2 separate regions of the Homo sapiens genome follow, and region 2 is linked to region 1. A link is a loop called in an ENCODE intact Hi-C map of the cell type or tissue named here. Cell type or tissue: GM12878. All regions are shown on one strand. Links, peaks and the distances in the headings refer to the core of each region. The heading gives the core; the rest is flanking DNA. Region 1 holds the start of LOC105375466 (a long non-coding RNA gene). Region 2 overlaps ASZ1 (ankyrin repeat, SAM and basic leucine zipper domain containing 1).

Evidence for each region. Hi-C counts contacts between places; a loop is a spot of excess contacts. Peaks named below come from ENCODE experiments on the same cell type or tissue, not always from the same donor. Only the 100,000 strongest peaks of a DNase experiment are listed, where the experiment ranks them.
Region 2: it touches region 1 in a loop (3-fold over the local background); 5 of 110 quality-filtered maps call a loop at or near these places.

Annotation. Positions count from the first base shown.
Region 1 is chr7:117,226,556-117,234,898 of GRCh38, reverse strand. It overlaps ST7 (suppression of tumorigenicity 7), which reads right to left. Exons shown (of 16, transcript NM_001369598.1): 16 at 4,723-5,137. The coding sequence ends at 5,042. It overlaps LOC105375466 (a long non-coding RNA gene), which reads right to left and starts at 2,151. Exons shown (of 3, transcript XR_927896.2): 1 at 2,014-2,151; 2 at 1,514-1,655. In GM12878, for the core only: no CTCF peak of the experiment used is centred there; DNase peaks (open chromatin) are centred at 3,888 and 4,322; H3K27ac peaks cover 1,559 bases.
Region 2 is chr7:117,381,146-117,389,488 of GRCh38, reverse strand. ASZ1 (ankyrin repeat, SAM and basic leucine zipper domain containing 1) reads left to right here. Exons shown (of 13, transcript NM_130768.3): 5 at 3,680-3,791; 6 at 4,629-4,763; 7 at 6,379-6,503; 8 at 7,345-7,420. Among named protein-coding and RNA genes, the nearest start is that of ASZ1, 42 kb to the left of the region's middle. In GM12878, for the core only: CTCF peaks have their summits at 3,472 (motif pointing right) and 7,924; a DNase peak (open chromatin) is centred at 3,588.

The DNA of each region.
Region 1 (8,343 bases), core at 38-8,037:
TGGATGGAACTGGGGCCATTAATGTTAAGTGAAATAAGCCAGACACAGAAAGACAAACATCACGTGTTCTCACTTATTTGTGGGATGTAAAAATGAAAACAATTGAACTCACGGACATACAGAGTAAAAGGATGGTTACCAGAGGCTGGGAAGGGTAGTGGGGGTTTGAGGGAGAAGGTGGAGATGGTAAATGGATAAAAAAAAATAGAAAGAATGGATAAACCTACTTGATAGCACAACAGGGTGACTACTGTAGTCAATAATAACTTAATTGTACATTTAAAAATAACTAACAACTAAAAAAGTATAATTTGATTTTTTGTAACACAAAGGATAAATACCTGAGGGGATGGATACCCCATTTTCCATGATTACTATGCAGCACATGCCTGTATCAAACATCTCATGTACCCCATAAACATATACACCTATGTACCCACAAAAATTAAAAATTAAAAAAAGTTTAAAAATCCACCATTAGAGCCTGAAAATCAGATGTTTCATGTCTTTTCCCTAATCCTGTAACGGCAGATAATGTCAGTGTTTATTTCAGGCCATATGAAGATATGGAAAGCTTCTCAATTCTTTTTAAAAACATTTTTAGAGACTGAGTCTCCCTCTGTCACCCAGGCTGGAGTACAATGGTGCAATCACAGTACACTGCAGCCTCCAATGCCTGGGCTCAAGGAACTTGTCCCACCTCAGCCTCCCAAGTAGCTGGGACTATAGGTGCACATCACCACACCCAGCTAAAATTTTTGAATGTTTTATGTTTTATTTTGTAGCCTTACTATTCTTGCCCAGGCTGATCTCAAACTCCTGGGCTCAAGAAATTCTCCTGCTTCAGCCTCTCAAAGTGCTGGGATTACCAGTATAAGCCACAGAGGCTGGTCTTCTCAATTCTTTTATAAAGCCATAATAATTTTGATGCTGGTAAGTACTGATAAAAGAAGTGTATTTGTCCATTCTCCCATTGCCATAATGAAATACCTGGCACTAGGTAATTTATAAAGAAAAGAGGTTTAATTGGCTCACAGTTCTGCAGGCTGTACAGGAAGCATAGTGGCTTCTGCTTGGCTTCTGGGGAGGCCACAGGAAACTTACAATCATGGTGAAAGGTGAAGGGGGAGCCAGAAAGTACTTCTCATGGCTGGAGCAGGAGGAAGAGAGAGCGGGGAGGTGCCACACACTTTTAAACAACCAGATCTCATGAGAATTCACTATCACGAAAACACCACCAAAGGGAAAAATCTGCCCCCAAGATCCAATCACCAGCACCAGGCCCCACCTCCAATATTGAGGATTACAATTTGTCGTGAGATTTGGGTGGGGACACAAATCCAAACCATATCACAAAGTTTAAAAGAAAAACCAAACTGGCAGATCATTCCATTTGGTCATATTGTCTTTTTTCCTGTATCCATTGCTAGATTGCATTTGCTGATATTTAATTTAGAATGTTTACATTTGTATTCCAACACATACACATAAGTTGAGACTAAGGAACACTTACTGTCCTGCTGGAAGGAAGGGTCTTTATAAAGGAAGCCCATCGGAATGGATTTTGATGCACCCTCATATAGAAATCAAAGCAGAAGGCAGAAGACAACCTGGATTCCAGTTGCCATCTCTGTCAGAAGTCAGGAACCATGGACCTTGGTCAGGAAGTGTAAGAATGATATATAAATAATCATCTTTAAAACTTCTACTGTGTTATTTGAGTTGCTCTGGCTCTACCTCTCCACATATTTGCATTAAATGATTTACAAAGAAGAGAGCCTTAATGCTTGTCCTCAGGGGCAGCAAAACAAGGCAAGACCTGGGAAAACAGCAACCTCCCTGGCATCCAGGACTGGGGAGGTGAGAATTGCTAGTGTGAGTTGTGAGTGGGCTCAACAGTTGAGCAGAGTAGTTGAGGAGGGGGTCTTGACTCTGGGTCATAAGGTGCAAGGTCTAGGAAGTTCACATCATTTGCTTCTCTCAAGTTCAGGGAAGGTGTCTCTCTCTCCTCACCTGATTAGCCCTTGATAGAGTTTGGATATCTGTCCCTATCCAAATCTGATGTTGAGTTGTAATCCCAAATGCTGGAGGTGAGCCTGGTGAGAGGTGTTTGGATCATGGGAGCGGATACCTCATGGCTTGGTGCTGTCTGATAGTGATTCTGGTCATTTAAAAGCATGTGGGCAGGGCGCAGTGGCTCACGTCTGTAATACCAGCACTTCGCGAGGCCGAGGCGGGCGAATCACGACGTCAGGAGACGGAGACCATCCTGGCTAACGCGATGAAACCCCATCTCTACTAAAAATACAAAAAATTAGCCGGGCGAGGTGGCAGACGCCTGTACTCCCAGCTACTCGGGAGGCTGACGCAGGAGAATGGCGTGAACCCGGGAGGCGGAGCTTGCAGTGAGCTGAGATCACGCCACCGCACTCCAGCCTGGGCGACAGAGCGAGACTCCGTCTCAAAAAAAAAAAAAAAAGAAAAGAAAAAAGCACGTGGCGCCTCCCCCTCACTTTCTCTCTGTTGCTCTTGCTTTCACCATGTGATGTGCCTGTCCCCACTTCACCTTCTGCCATGATTGGAAGCCTCCTGAGGCTTCCCCAGAAGCAGATGCTGCTATGCTTCCTGTACAGCCTGCAGAATCGTGAGCCAATTAAACCTCTTTACTTATAAATTACCCAGTCCCAGATATTTCTATATAGCAATACACGAATAGACTAATACACTCCTATTAGCCAATGGACTCATTTCCTTCAACAATATTACCCACCCTGTCATTTCCTTCAACAGTATTACCCACATCTGTCATCTGATTGTGTCTACATCTGTCACCATCTTTTTTCCATCTGCACTTCCCATTAACTCCTCCTACCCCTCAAAGCCTCACCTTTCCATGAAATGGCTCTAAAATCCTAACTATTAAATTCATTAGGCACTTTAAAATCCTTATCTTCCGTATCTTTGCTGTATTTTCTGCAACTTGTTTTTTTTTTTTTTTCTTTTGAGACAGGGTCTCACTCTGTCACCCAGGCTGGAGTGTAATCAGGGCTCACTGCAGCCTCGACCTCCTGGGCCCAAGTGATCCTCCCACCTCAGCCTTCCAAGTAGCTGGGACTACAGGCACATGCCACCATGCCCACCTAATTAAAAATTTTTTTTTGTGGAGCTCAGGTCTTACTATGTTACTCAGGCTAGCCTTGAACTCCTGGGCTCAAATAATCCTCCTGACCTGGCCTCCCAAATTGCTGGGATTACAGAAAACTTGGATTTTCTAACAACGATGTCTTTGGGCATTTCCACTTCCCACTGCCTATAAGCTCTTAAACCTTCATTCAAGGATTATCGCAATCTGGAGTCCCAACTTCGGTAGGTCGACTTTGGACTTTTGTTTCCTCATCTACTAAATCAAAGAATCAGATTCTCATCATTTTTTCTTCTGGCTCAAAATTACATTTCCAAGCCTTCCCTGGTCCTTCTCAGCTGGAACCCATCTTCCTCCTCTGAATATGGGTCAAAGGTTATTTATACCTATCACGTATCGCATCAATTCATCCAAGAAATCATTTGCACATCCCCTTTATGTTGAGAGTTGTGTCAGAGGAAGAAGAGGGAAAGAGATAGACCTGGCCCCTGCCACCAAGAGCAGATATCCACGAGACAGACCTGGCTCCTGCCACCAAGAGCAGATATCCACAAGATAGACCTGGCCCCTGCCAAGAGCAGTGCTACCAGTGTGTGTACATGGAGTTCAAGCTCTTATGAGATACTTCAAGAGCCGGAGCTAGCTACATATCCCATTAGGGCTTTGTACAAAGTAGGTACAAAGAAGGGTTTGCCAAAAGCATAAAAAGCCCTTGTGCACCTAAATGTTACCTGCCCACCTGACTATGCTCTTGGGGCCAGCAGGAAGATCCCCTGAGAAGGAGATGTGGCCAGGTGCTTTCCCCGAATACTGCTTATTTTAACACTAGTGGGGAAAGACTTCAGATTCTCAATAAGGGGAAAAACAAGCTACATAAAGGACAGGCCCTTTGTTTTTAGGCACTGGAGTGAGATTTTAAATAGTGGTATTTTTCACTTTAGATAGAGGATTCAAGTTTATTTATTTTTCTTTTCTTTTCTTTTTTTTTTTTTTTGCTTAAGTAAAGCCAGATGCTAAGCAAGATATGAATCATATGGAAAGCTTTTAAAGGTGGTGAGGACAAATGATCACTTTGGTTCAGATCACTAAAATACTCAAAGAATGCTCACACTGAAGCATCAGGAATGCAAACATGATAAAAAATTTAAAAGTACCCTTACGAGAAAACATTTTAAAAATGGCAATGACAGTAAACTGGTCAGGTTCTACCACAGACTGTTGGGTCTGCGGCTTCTTATCAGGAGTTTTCTCACAAGAAGTTTTCAAACAGCAAAACCAAAAGGATTCCTGGAACTACAGTGTTGAACACTATTCAGTAAGTAGAGTCTCTGAACCAGAACAACCTGCCATGGCACACACATTTTGCTTCATTCATGCTTCCAGTGATTCCTCTTGCGAGCTTTTTCTGTGCATTTGGCCTAGAAGGACAGTTTGGGGTTGACAATGATGGTCCTGTTGAACCCAAGAGATTCCATTTTCCAAGCCTCTGCCTATAAGGGGTTCTCAGGGCCTGCTGAGATGTGTTCCATCAGCACAGAAACCATGATGTGGCATTCAGTAGATCCAGGTTCCCAGGAAACTCAAGGTAAATCCAAAGGTTTATTTGGGACATCAACAATTTTAGGGTTGGAAGACACAGGAGGATACAAATGATTGCTGTAATACACAAAAGTTTTATTTTTGACTTTCTTCTTTTCTGAAGGCAAAATAAAATAGAACTGAACATCAGTGAATTTTGTACAACAAAAACAGCTTTTAATATGGAATAGTCCATGAACATTTTAAAATCTCGGAATGGCTTCCCTTTTTCAAAGTCATGCTTTCTTGCGGTCCACAAGGAGTTGGCACAGAGGAGATGGTGGCAGCGGCGGGTGAGGTGAGTGGAGGACAGGGCTTCTCTCAGATCCGTGTTAGCTGGTGCCACAGACTGGATGGGAGGATGCTCTCCACTTTCTCCATGACAAAGTTTAAGGGGGCAAACAAAGTGCTGAGGAACTGCAAAGAAACCAGACAGACACAGAAGTCAGCAGAAACCTTGTTCAAGACTATAAAACAAACCTCTCCACCCACGCTTGCAGCTTAAGTCTCTGCATTACGAAAGTCTCAAAAGGCAACCATTTCATCTTTATGTTTACAGGAAACATCAGCTGATGGTCAAACCTGCATTCCAGTCCTTGGCCCCAGCACTGTTAGATAAGGGGGAGAAGTGTCAGCTGACAGCCCCCTCACTCCCCTGACAGGTGGCCCACAGTCCTGAGGTCTTCCTGCTAGTCTTTAGCATCTGCCAGCTGCCATGCAGATGACTGGTGTCGTCAAACAGGAATGACAGATTGGTGGCAAGTGGGCACAAGAGTTAAAAAATGGTGACAACTTAGACCAGCTGCTCATCTAGCTGGGTGTAGAGCTCACTTTAAATGGAAATGGCAATTTTACAGGTCAAGTGTGTTGTGTATGAATTTCTTTGCGGTCCTACTGCCTCCCAGACACCAGCGTGGGCTCCTTTCTGAGCCACATGTTTAGCAGCATGCCTGGGACCCTGGGAGAAGGCGGCAAACGGGCTATTCCATGGAGGACAGATCCTTGTTAAGGGGCTGTTCCGAGTGCACCTCTGGGAACTCTTTCATTTGGTTACTAAATTCCTTTCTGCTTTTCATGTAGAGAATAAAGCTCATTAGCTGTGTCTTTTAAGAAAGCCAAGTGCTTCACATGAGATACTTATTAAAATATTCTCAAATCCATTCTAATTCTGTTCTTGTGAAGAATCAGTTTCATTCCACACCCCATCCAGCATCTGGCAGAAGAGGTGCCCTATCCCAGTCAGGGAAGAGAGAGTTGTTGGGATGGTTTCATTGCCCTCTCTCTGCTCAGAACCCAGGTATTGTCTTACTGGGGTTCAACACCTGGTTCTTGTACCATGGAGCCCTTTGTCCTAAGCCCTTGTCCATTACACAGCACCATCTACACTACCAAGAATTTCTCATAGAAGTGTAGTGCAGTGTGTGTGTATATAATGCAGAGGGGATCATAGTTCTGAGGTCAAGCAAATTTAGTATATTTAATAAAGTTAAATCAGGCTCCTTTACTAGGTAAATGTTCTGTGGACTGTGGGTCTTCGAGAAGAGGTATGGTGGGCAAGTTTCCCAAATTTGCTGACCCAGAATCTGTCCTGTTGTTTCATTTTGTTTTTGGACCAGTAGAACACACACTGGGAAGGCAGGTAACACAAAATAGCCAGATCATCAAATGCGAGATCCATATAATGCAAAATCAAGACAGCGTAAAATTTGGGATCCTTCTCCAATCTGTGTTTTACACCAATTAAATGTATTTATTTAGTAAGGCACTTAAGTGCTGGGTGAAATATAAAGGGGTGTAGTTCAAAACTAAACTCCCACTGTCAGGAAGCTCAAAGCCCAGTGATGGAGGGGGCCACGAAGATCTGGACAGAGCAAACTAATAATGAGATAGGCTGTGATGGCAATCAGGATAGAGGCCCAAACAAAGCACTGGGATTGGAAAAGGGAGAGAATCCATTCTGTTGAAAGGAGCAGGAATACTTTTGAGAAAGAGGCAAGTGAAATGGACTCCAGTGGATGCTTGGAATATCAAAAGAGAGAGATGGAGTAAGGATGGTAAAGGAAGAAATAGGAGCAGGGTGGGCCCTCCAGGCTCAATAAACAGTCAAAGAGAAATGGAAAAGCAACACTATTACCAGAAGGTAGTAAATGGTTCAGTTTAGCTAGGACAGTTAGAAGAAGTAGAGTTCAAAAGTGGCTAGAAGGATACTGGGGAGGGCCCTGCGTGTCAGGTTGGATCTGCAGTTAAGAAACAGGCAGCCATGTCAGTGCTTGAGCAAAGAGGAGACGGTGCCATCCTCAAGCGGGTGCCAGGTACATGGCAGTTTCTGATAATCTTCTGAAATTATCCTTTGTTGAGTGCACAAAACCACCCTACGGAATAGATGGCCTATCTTTTTCAGTTTAGAGCTGGATTGGGAGCACCCATGAATGCAGTTGGAAGGCATCATGGGAGACAATGGGCCTGGGAATGAGCAATTACTGCCCAATTACTCTGAAAGCATTTGTAAAATCCTAGTTATAAGAGGATAATATGGAACAAGTCTACTGATTGCATTCACCCAACATGATAGGAAATACACACATAATATGTGTACATACATAATTATATATGTCTGCGTATATGTATATCTACATACACAGACACATATATAATCAGAGACTACCAAGGCTCCACAAACCACAGCATCTGTCTATAATGCTCAACTTCATAAAGAGGAGTTAAAGTGTTACAGTGGTCTCGATAAACCAGAGATTCTGACAGGTGGTGGAAGATAGGGCTTAATAAACAAGGTGATATTGCTGGCAAAGTTATATCCTGAAGACTTGGCCAAAAACAGATTTAGAACTGTTGAAGTTGTGGTTGAGTGGGGAAGGAACTGCTGATATTGAGCCATTGCAGCCATGGAGCTGTTGCAACTGCTGAACATGAGCCAGCGCAGCTAGATAACAGGCATCGCTCAAAGTCTGTACTCTGGGTGATGCACACACACTAAAATGTGGGGTCCTCGGGGAGCCTCACCTTGAGCTGTAGAATGAATGGAGATGTTACAAGGTTGGCTTAAAATAAAGGCCTTTATTTGTTTGCTTTGTTTTGGGCACTAACCTGACTTGGATAAAAAGCACAAAAGTGAAGCCTCTGAAAATCAGGAGGAAAGCTTCATCCTGGTTGATGTCCATAAATGCTCCCTTTTCCCCATGCTGCACAGCAAAGTACTGTGGTCCCTTCTTTCCTGGATGACACCTGCCCTTCTCAACAAGGTTCCACAAGAATACGAAGCCCCAATGCTTCCAACGTATAGAATGATTTGCTTCTATCCCTCCTATCTAGAATGTTCCATCCTTGGGAGAATTCACAAAGACTCCCTTGAACTTTTTCCTAGAGGGCCTAATTTACTCTCCCACGAGCCCCAGTTGAGATGGGCTCCCTTCATTACTAAGCCACCTTCCCCCACAGCAAGCCTTCCATCCCATACCTGCAAGGAAGGAGCAGGCAATGTAGTGAGGTGTCTGAAGCTGCTAAGCCCTTTCACTTCATAACCAAATAAAAGCTCCATCAGGAGATATTTTTTAAAAAATGTCTGGAGGTGCAGACTTGCTTGGGATGCTCAGTTGTATTTCTGC
Region 2 (8,343 bases), core at 52-8,051, 150 kb before region 1:
CACTGTTCATTGAAGTGCCTGGTGGGAAAAGTAGAAACAAAGCATTTCAAAATATGTTTCAAAGCTGAAAACAAGAAAGGAAAAAAAGTTTTAAAATGCATTTTGAGGCTGGGATGCTCAGTTAAAAATAGACACTAGAGAATCCAAAGGGGAGGAGGCAAGGAGGGGTCAAGGGTTGAAAAACTACCTATTAGGTACTATATTCACTACTTGGGTGGTGGGATTAATAGAAGACCAAACCTCATCCTCAGCAACACACAATATACCCATTAACCAACCTTAACGTGTACCTCCTGAATCTTAAAAAAAAAAAAGACTTCTGGATCCAAATTGTTACTTAGACAACTGTAAGTCAGATATATTCAAATACATCACCATCACCCTGTATTTATATATGCATATATGCAAATACTAGGTGCATTTCTAATAAACAGCAATAGATTTCCTGGCTTTTATATTTTTACTTAAGTTGTATTGTTTTATTTTCATTTCATGTTGTTCATTGCTAGCATGAAGAAATACAATTGATTTTTTAAATATTTCTCTTGAATGCTGTAACCTTGCCAAATTCATTAGTTCTAGTACTTTTTTTGTGGAGTCCATCAGGTTTTCTATATACATCATGCTGTCTGTGAATAAAGACAATTTTGCTTTTTTTCCCATCTGGAGGCCTACCATTTTTCTTTTTCCTTGTCTTGTTCCGCTGGCTAGAACTTCCAATACAATGTTGGGTAGAAATGTGAGAGCATACATCCTTGTCTTGTTTCTGATGTTGGGGGAAAGTACTCTTTCACCATTAAATATGATGTTAACTGTAAATTTTCCATAGATGCTTTTGTCAGGTTGAGGAAGTTCTCATCTATTCCTATGTTGCTGAGTGTTTTTGTTAGAAATAAATGTTGGATTTTGTAAAATACTTGTTCTGCATTTGTTGAGGGTTTTTTTTCATTTTTAGTTTGTTAATATGGTACATTATATTGATTGATGTTTCAAATATCAAACCAGCCTTGCATTCCTAGGATAATTGCCTGTAGTCATGATGTATTAACCTTTTTATGTATTTTTGGATTCTGTTAAAATTTGTTTAAAACATTTTTATTTTCAGTGAAGATTATTGGTTTATAGTTTTCTTTCCTTATAATGGCACCCTCTGGTTTTGGTATAAGAGTAATTTTGCTTCATAGAATGAGTTGGGAAGCATCTTCCCCTCTTTAGTTTACTGGTTGAGTTTGTTTAGAATTGATGTTGTTTTCATTAACTGTTTTGTAGAATTCACCAGTGGAGCCATCTGGCCTGCTGTTTTCTTTGTGGAAAATTTAATTTAATTTATAATTACTAATTAAGTTTTTAAAAAATAAGTCTAGGGCTATTCAGGTTATTTCTTTTTGAGTGAGCTGTGGTAGCTTGTGTATTTTGAGAAATTTATCCATTTCATCTAAACTGTCTAATTTATTGGCATAAATTTGTTCATAATACTTCCTCATACTTCTAAAATCTGGATAATCTGTACTGATGTTACTTCTCTTGTTCTTGATACTGGTAACTTGTTTCTTCTCTCTGTTTTGCTTAATCAGTCTAGCTAGAGGTTTGAAAATTTTACTGATCTTCTCTTAATAAGGATCTGTATAAGAATAAGGAGTTAGCAATATGAAGGTCTGGGGACAGGCAAGAGCACTTGCACAGTTCCTGCAAAGGGGAGATCTTGGCATTTTCAAAGACAATAAACTGTAAGTGGCCAAGAATGGAAGCATGGAGGAGAGCAGTTATGAGACTATGGCAATATAAATCAGAGAAAGATGATGTTGTCTTGGACCACTGCAGTGGCTAATGAGGTGATGAAAAGTGATCAGAAGCAGATTATGAAGGCAGGGCTAATAGGAGCTGCCGGTGACTTGTACTTGGAATGACAGAGAAGAGTCATGAATTATGCCTAGTCTTAAGCCTGAGTAATGTGGTTAATGGTGGCTTTATGAAATAGGGAAGACTGAGAGGAGCAGATTTGGGTTATTATGCAGGTAAGTGCAGTGGAGATGAGACATCAACAGTTCGGATTTAGATGTAATGAAGAATTTGAATTCGAATGGTTAATTCAAATAATTTGTTGTTGCCACGTATGTGTGTATGTGGGGGTTTTGGGTGGCGTTGTTGTTGTTGTTGTTGTTGTTGTTGTTGTTGTTGTTGAGACAGGGTCTCACTCTGGTTGCCTAGGCTGGAGTGCAGTGGCACAATCTCGGCTCACTGAAGCCTTGATCTCCCAGGCTCAGGTGATTCTCCCACCTCTGAAGTAGCTGGGATTACAGTTGTGCAGACCACATCCAGCTAATTTTTTTTTTTTTTTTTTTTTAAGTAGAGGTAGAGGCAGGGCTTTCCTCTGTTGCCCAGGCTGGTCTCGAACTCCTGGATTCAAGCAATCCACCTGCCTTAGCCCCCCAAGTGGTAAGATTACAGGCCTGAGCCACCACACCTGGCTAGTTGTATATATTTTTTTATGTTTGCTTAAGTTATCCAGGAAATTCAATCTTTACCTCATAAAGATTGTCTATCTAATGAAGCCACTATGTAAGGGATATTCAAGGTAGAGGAGGCAATCTTTTACAACTGATTTAGCATATAATTTCACATAAAACATTCAAATTATAATATACCATGAAATATAAGAAACAGATATATATGAATTGTGCTAACAAGGACATAGGTGTGAAGTGTTCAGATTTCAGGGTATAACCTTATGCTAACAAACCTTACAGAGAAATAGTCTATTGGTAGGTTGTATATGTAATGTGAATAACCAATAAAAACTTTCTTGGTAAGATCAAAACATGGAACTCTGAAATTATTTATTTTTCTTTTCCAAAGTTCTTTGTGTATAAATCAGATCTTGAGGACGACTCAGGAAAATTGGGCTCAGAGTCTCAGACCTCCTTTAAAACAGACCATGATGTTATGTTCAGCCCAAGTAGAGCTGATAAAATCTGGTGTCCTTGGAATAGGCCCAGAAGGTGACTAACTTCCAGGAGTAGAAGGATTGAATCTCTAATTTTGGGAAATGATAAACTACAGAGAAACCACTATCCTCTCCCAGAAAGTACTCTTAAGAGAATATTAAGCTGGTTAATCTATTGGACTTATCTCTTTTCTAATTATATATAGTAAGTCTCCCAGTCAGAATAAAATTCTTTCAGTCTCAGACTAAAGTAGAATCATAATAGAATACATTAAGGAATGAAGTTTTTAAATTTACATTTTTGTTTCAGCAATCCTCTAAATAAAATGTAATAAGCATTTAGTATTAGCAAATCCTTTGAGGGCAGGGACCTTATTTGTGTCATTCATTACTATATTCCTAGCATAAGCATAGTGTGGGTACACTGATAATTTTCTAGATGAATATGTATATTAGTGAACTTCATAGTAGAAAGCGTGGCTTATTTCATGTATTTTTAATACATTTATTCACTAGAGGGTGCTGTGTAAGCATTCAGCACTTTAAAAGTGTCATCTCTTTCACTTGTACTTACTTGCAGGAAGGTTGGATTTTTAAATCACCTGATTTAGCAAAAGCTTTCATTTCTTTTCGTTTTCAAAGCAGTACTGGTGGTATTGTGTATGGTTAAATTAATGAAAATGAGAGATTAATGGCAGCATTAACACAAATGTTTCCTTTCTTCCTCCTCCTTAGGAGACTTATGACCCCAATCATGTATGCTGCTCGAGATGGTCACACCCAGGTTGTTGCTCTCCTTGTTGCTCATGGAGCAGAAGTTAATACCCAGGATGAGAATGGTTACACTGTGAGAAACATTTTTACAATGTTTCTTTTTGTTTCTGTTATTATCAGTAATCTACAAAAAAAGAATTTTAAGAAGTAATAATTACAAAAGGGCTGGAATATAATTGCTATCTGGTGAAAAAAAGCAACAGTTGAAATAGAAGGGTATGGTGACTCACACCTGTAATCCCTGCACTTTGGGAGGCCGAGGCAGGCGGATCATTTGAGGTTAGGAATTTGAGACCAGCCTGGCCAACATGGTGAAACCCTGTCTCTACTAAAAATACAAAAAATTAGCCAGGCATGGTGGCACGTGCCTTTAATCCCAGCTACTCAGGAGGCTGAGGCAGGAGAATCGCTTGAACCCAAGAGGCAGAGGTTGTAGTGAGCCAAGATCGCACCACTGCACTTCAGCCTGGGCAACAAGAGCGAAACTCCATCTCAAAAAAAAAGAAAAGAAAAGAAATAGAAATGAGGAATTAACTGACTCTCGTAGTCCTTACTCTTGATTAAAAAAAAAAATTGTAACACACAGCAAAATCTGGGCTCTAAAATATACATAAGAATTATTTTTTGTAGAAAACCCTTCAGTGATTGGCAAATAAATCATTTTATTCCTTAACATCAGTTAATTGTATAAAACACTGGTTTTAAAAAATCAATGAGCTTTGCAGTCAGCTTTGCAATTACAACTTTGGAAATATGTTTACATTATATTGTAAAATGAAGAGATTGCATCATTCCATTAATTAACTATGTTCTCTTTTTTATTGTGTCATAAATACTGTTGAAAACTTTTCCTGTCTGTCTCATATACACTCCTTCTCTTTAAACAATCTTCTTTTCCCCCTACTTACAGGCTTTAACGTGGGCAGCACGTCAGGGTCATAAAAATATAGTTTTGAAGTTGCTTGAACTTGGAGCTAATAAAATGCTACAAACCAAAGATGGAAAGATGCCAAGTGAGATTGCAAAAAGAAACAAACATCATGAGGTATCCTTCTGTACATATTAAACTTATTTTCTGTGGCATATCACATTATCATTTGTAGAACTTTTGTATTATTCTGTTAGAATTAAAAGTGTAATTATAGTGTATCTGGCAATTATTAAATGTTTAAATATGTATCTTTCCTCCAGCCAGGTAATGAGAACTTTATTTTGCTAGAGTATTCATCTTCTATGAAACAAGAAGCACTTATAGTAATTTAAAAGCTCTATAAAAGAGTAATAAAATCTTATTCTGGCCCCAGGAATAAAATTGTAATATACTATTTAAACATTTTAAACTGGTCCAGAATTTTAAAAGTAATTTAGTGAAAGCTAGTAAAATGCCAGTTTGAACATGTAACTCAAACATTCTTTTGTAAGTTTAATTAATGTATTAAACAATTTAAAAATTAAATTCCTTAAACAACATTTGCTCTTATATGTGTGACAGGGCTTACGATAAAGTGATAATATACCTGGATGTATAATCTGTCATTCAGATGTTAAACTCAATAATAAATACTTGCCATACATTAAATTACTTTATCAATATAAACTTTTGGTCTGAAGATTAAAGCTTTAGCCACAAGTCTGTAACTTCTAAGCAAGGATCAAGTATAGTACAATTATAAAACTAAGTTGTTTAGTTCAAGAGTTTGTAACACTGAGTTCCCGAATTTGAAAGCACGTAAAATTCCAAAGATTCCGTCATGTAATCATCAAACCAAGCCACTTTTACTGCATATAAAGTAACTTCCTCTAACCTTTTAAGCAATCTGATAAACATGGCTATCATTTTCCAAATATTATTCTAATATTTTCAGAATTTTTATAGGATAAACAGTAATCACTACAGCCCTGTAGAATTTCAAAAAGGAATTTACCATTTTTCTTCCAAACTTTGAAAATTCAAAAACTTAAAATTATTTTATTACATTGTTAAATGTAGAGTAGATGACACCAAACTTGACATAAGAAGTTTATGAACATCAAAGGTTATTTTGAGTCATAAATCATTTATTGAAATGAGATTTGATCTTGTATTTTGGCTGAGTATGTGATATAACCTTGACTTCCTGAGAGGTTAGATTTTAAAACTCAGGAATTTCACCATATCTTTTTGAGGTGTTCAGTTAGGATTTGTATACATTTAGTCATGCTCATTACTCTCTTGCCACTTAGCAATGTTTTTAAAGTACTATCTTAATATTTAATCTGAGTCATTTATCCAAATGGAATTTTTAGTTTCGCTATGTATCTTACCAAAAATATTAATTACTATCTTCCTTTAATTTTTACTATTTTGAATTAGATGTACTTTTTTCTTTTCTGATTATTGTAGGTTAAGGAAGCACTTAGATATCCCAATTACCCTGATTTGTTTATTATACATTGTATATGTGTATCAAAATATCGCATGTACCCCCCAAAATATATACAACTGTGATATATCATTTTTTTAAAAGTTGTTATCAGGGTAGTAAATTGTGAAACATCTGTCCCACTTACTTGCTAAAATTTCCTTTCTGGATATGAGATAATCGTATGTTCAGTTTCTTTTAAGTGTAAGTTACAGTATGCAATGTTAATTATATTTGAATGATGTTAACTTTTTTCAGATCTTCAACTTACTTTCTTTTACTTTAAATCCATTGGAAGGAAAACTTCAACAGCTAACTAAAGAAGACACTATTTGTAAAATATTGACAACAGATTCTGATAGAGAAAAAGATCACATTTTTAGGTAATATAGCATGTTTTAGTTCAACAGAATACCTATAAGTAAAATTTGTGTATATTTTATTGTAGTAAATGTGGTGACTTATTTAAAATATATGATATTTTAAATGTTTACAAGCATTTTTAAATGTCTGGGTTTTTAGTGTTCTCCAGAATTTTAGAAAATTTTTATTCATTTTTATGTACTAACACTAATGATAATAACTTTAAATGTAAACTTTAAGTAAGATATCAACAATAAAATCTATTTTTAAAAGGTTCTGAAATTATATTAGTGTTCAAACAGTATAACACCTTGTTTTCTAATTATTTTTAGTACAGTTCTAATTTTATAAGCTAAAATTAAACATATACTTTTCCCCCCAGAACACCACTGTTGAGTACATGGCCAAAAATAATTCTCTCCTTACCCCATTTAAAGTTACTTAAATTTTACTTATTGCAATTAAAGAGGTGTGGTTTTTTTTCATTTTTTGTTTTTTGTGGGTTTTTTTGCCTCAAACACCTGTGCTCAAGCAGTTCTCCCGCCACAGCCTCCCAAGTAGCTGGGACTGCAGGTGTATGCTACTGTACCAGGCTGAGGAGATTTTTATGTGCAGAAATTTCACAAGGAGTACATACTGGCATATATTTTCATTTGGGGAAAGATGAGTTATACTCCTCATATATCTTCAGTCACAAAACCTTACTTATTCCTTTGATATAGCATAGGTCTGGTGTGCAGATTGCAAATATATTCTACATGAATTCATTATTATTCATATTCTCTTGCAATATAAATGTATATTTATCGCTTGTGCATTTATAATCTGTTCTGAAATTGACATTGCTATAAATGTATACAGTTCATATACAGCATTTGGAGATCTGGAAGTATTTTTACATGGTCTTGGACTTGAACATATGACAGATTTACTAAAGGTAAGATCTTATATAACCTACAGTGAGTTATGCATATATGTTAATTTGTTGGTTAATATAATGTTAGATATTAATTCATAAACATGTCTATGAATAACTGCCAATTTACTTTTCACCATAATTTGTAGTACATCCCAATTTTAAATTTGTGAAAAACATTGCAAAAATGTATTATTCTAGAAATTTACATAAATTAGAATCTGAGATTAAACAGTTTTTACCCACTGCCTAACCTTCATATACACCTGAGCCCTTAGTTTGTTTCTGTAGTTGCTCATCTTCTTGAGTAGAATATTGGAAGAGCGTGATTTTAAACCAAACACCTGGTATCAGATTCTTGCTCTAATGTTTAATCACTGAAATATGTGACTTAAATATCTCATTTTCTTCATAAGGATAATAATACCTAGTGTTGGGTTGTCATGAAGGTTAAATCAGATCATATGCCAAGCACTGTGTGGGTGTTTTAAGCATACATTATGGGGTTTGAGTCCATGACAGTTGTTACCAGCTAGGTGGAGATACTGAAGCAGTAAAGCACTATTTAAGATAGACTCTTCTTGGGAGTGTGCACATTCTGTTAAAATATTTCAGAGTTGTGCTTCATTGTATAATCTTGAAATGTCTCCCTATTTGGAGAAATCTTGAGTAAAACTACATGTTGGTTTAATGTGATACAGTCAGAAATTTAAAATATTCATAAAACATAATTTCTGCCAAATTTTATAGAACTGCTTTTCTTTTAATGTAAGCAAATATGAATGGTAATCATTTGAATCTGGAAAACTAGCTATATTTATACTTTTTAGGTGAATATAATTATTATGATACTCATTACTGTCTACTCAGTAGCATAGTTCTGCATGTATATATCCTGTCCCCTCTAGAAAATTGGAATTTGCTTCAGAGTGAAGCAAGTAACT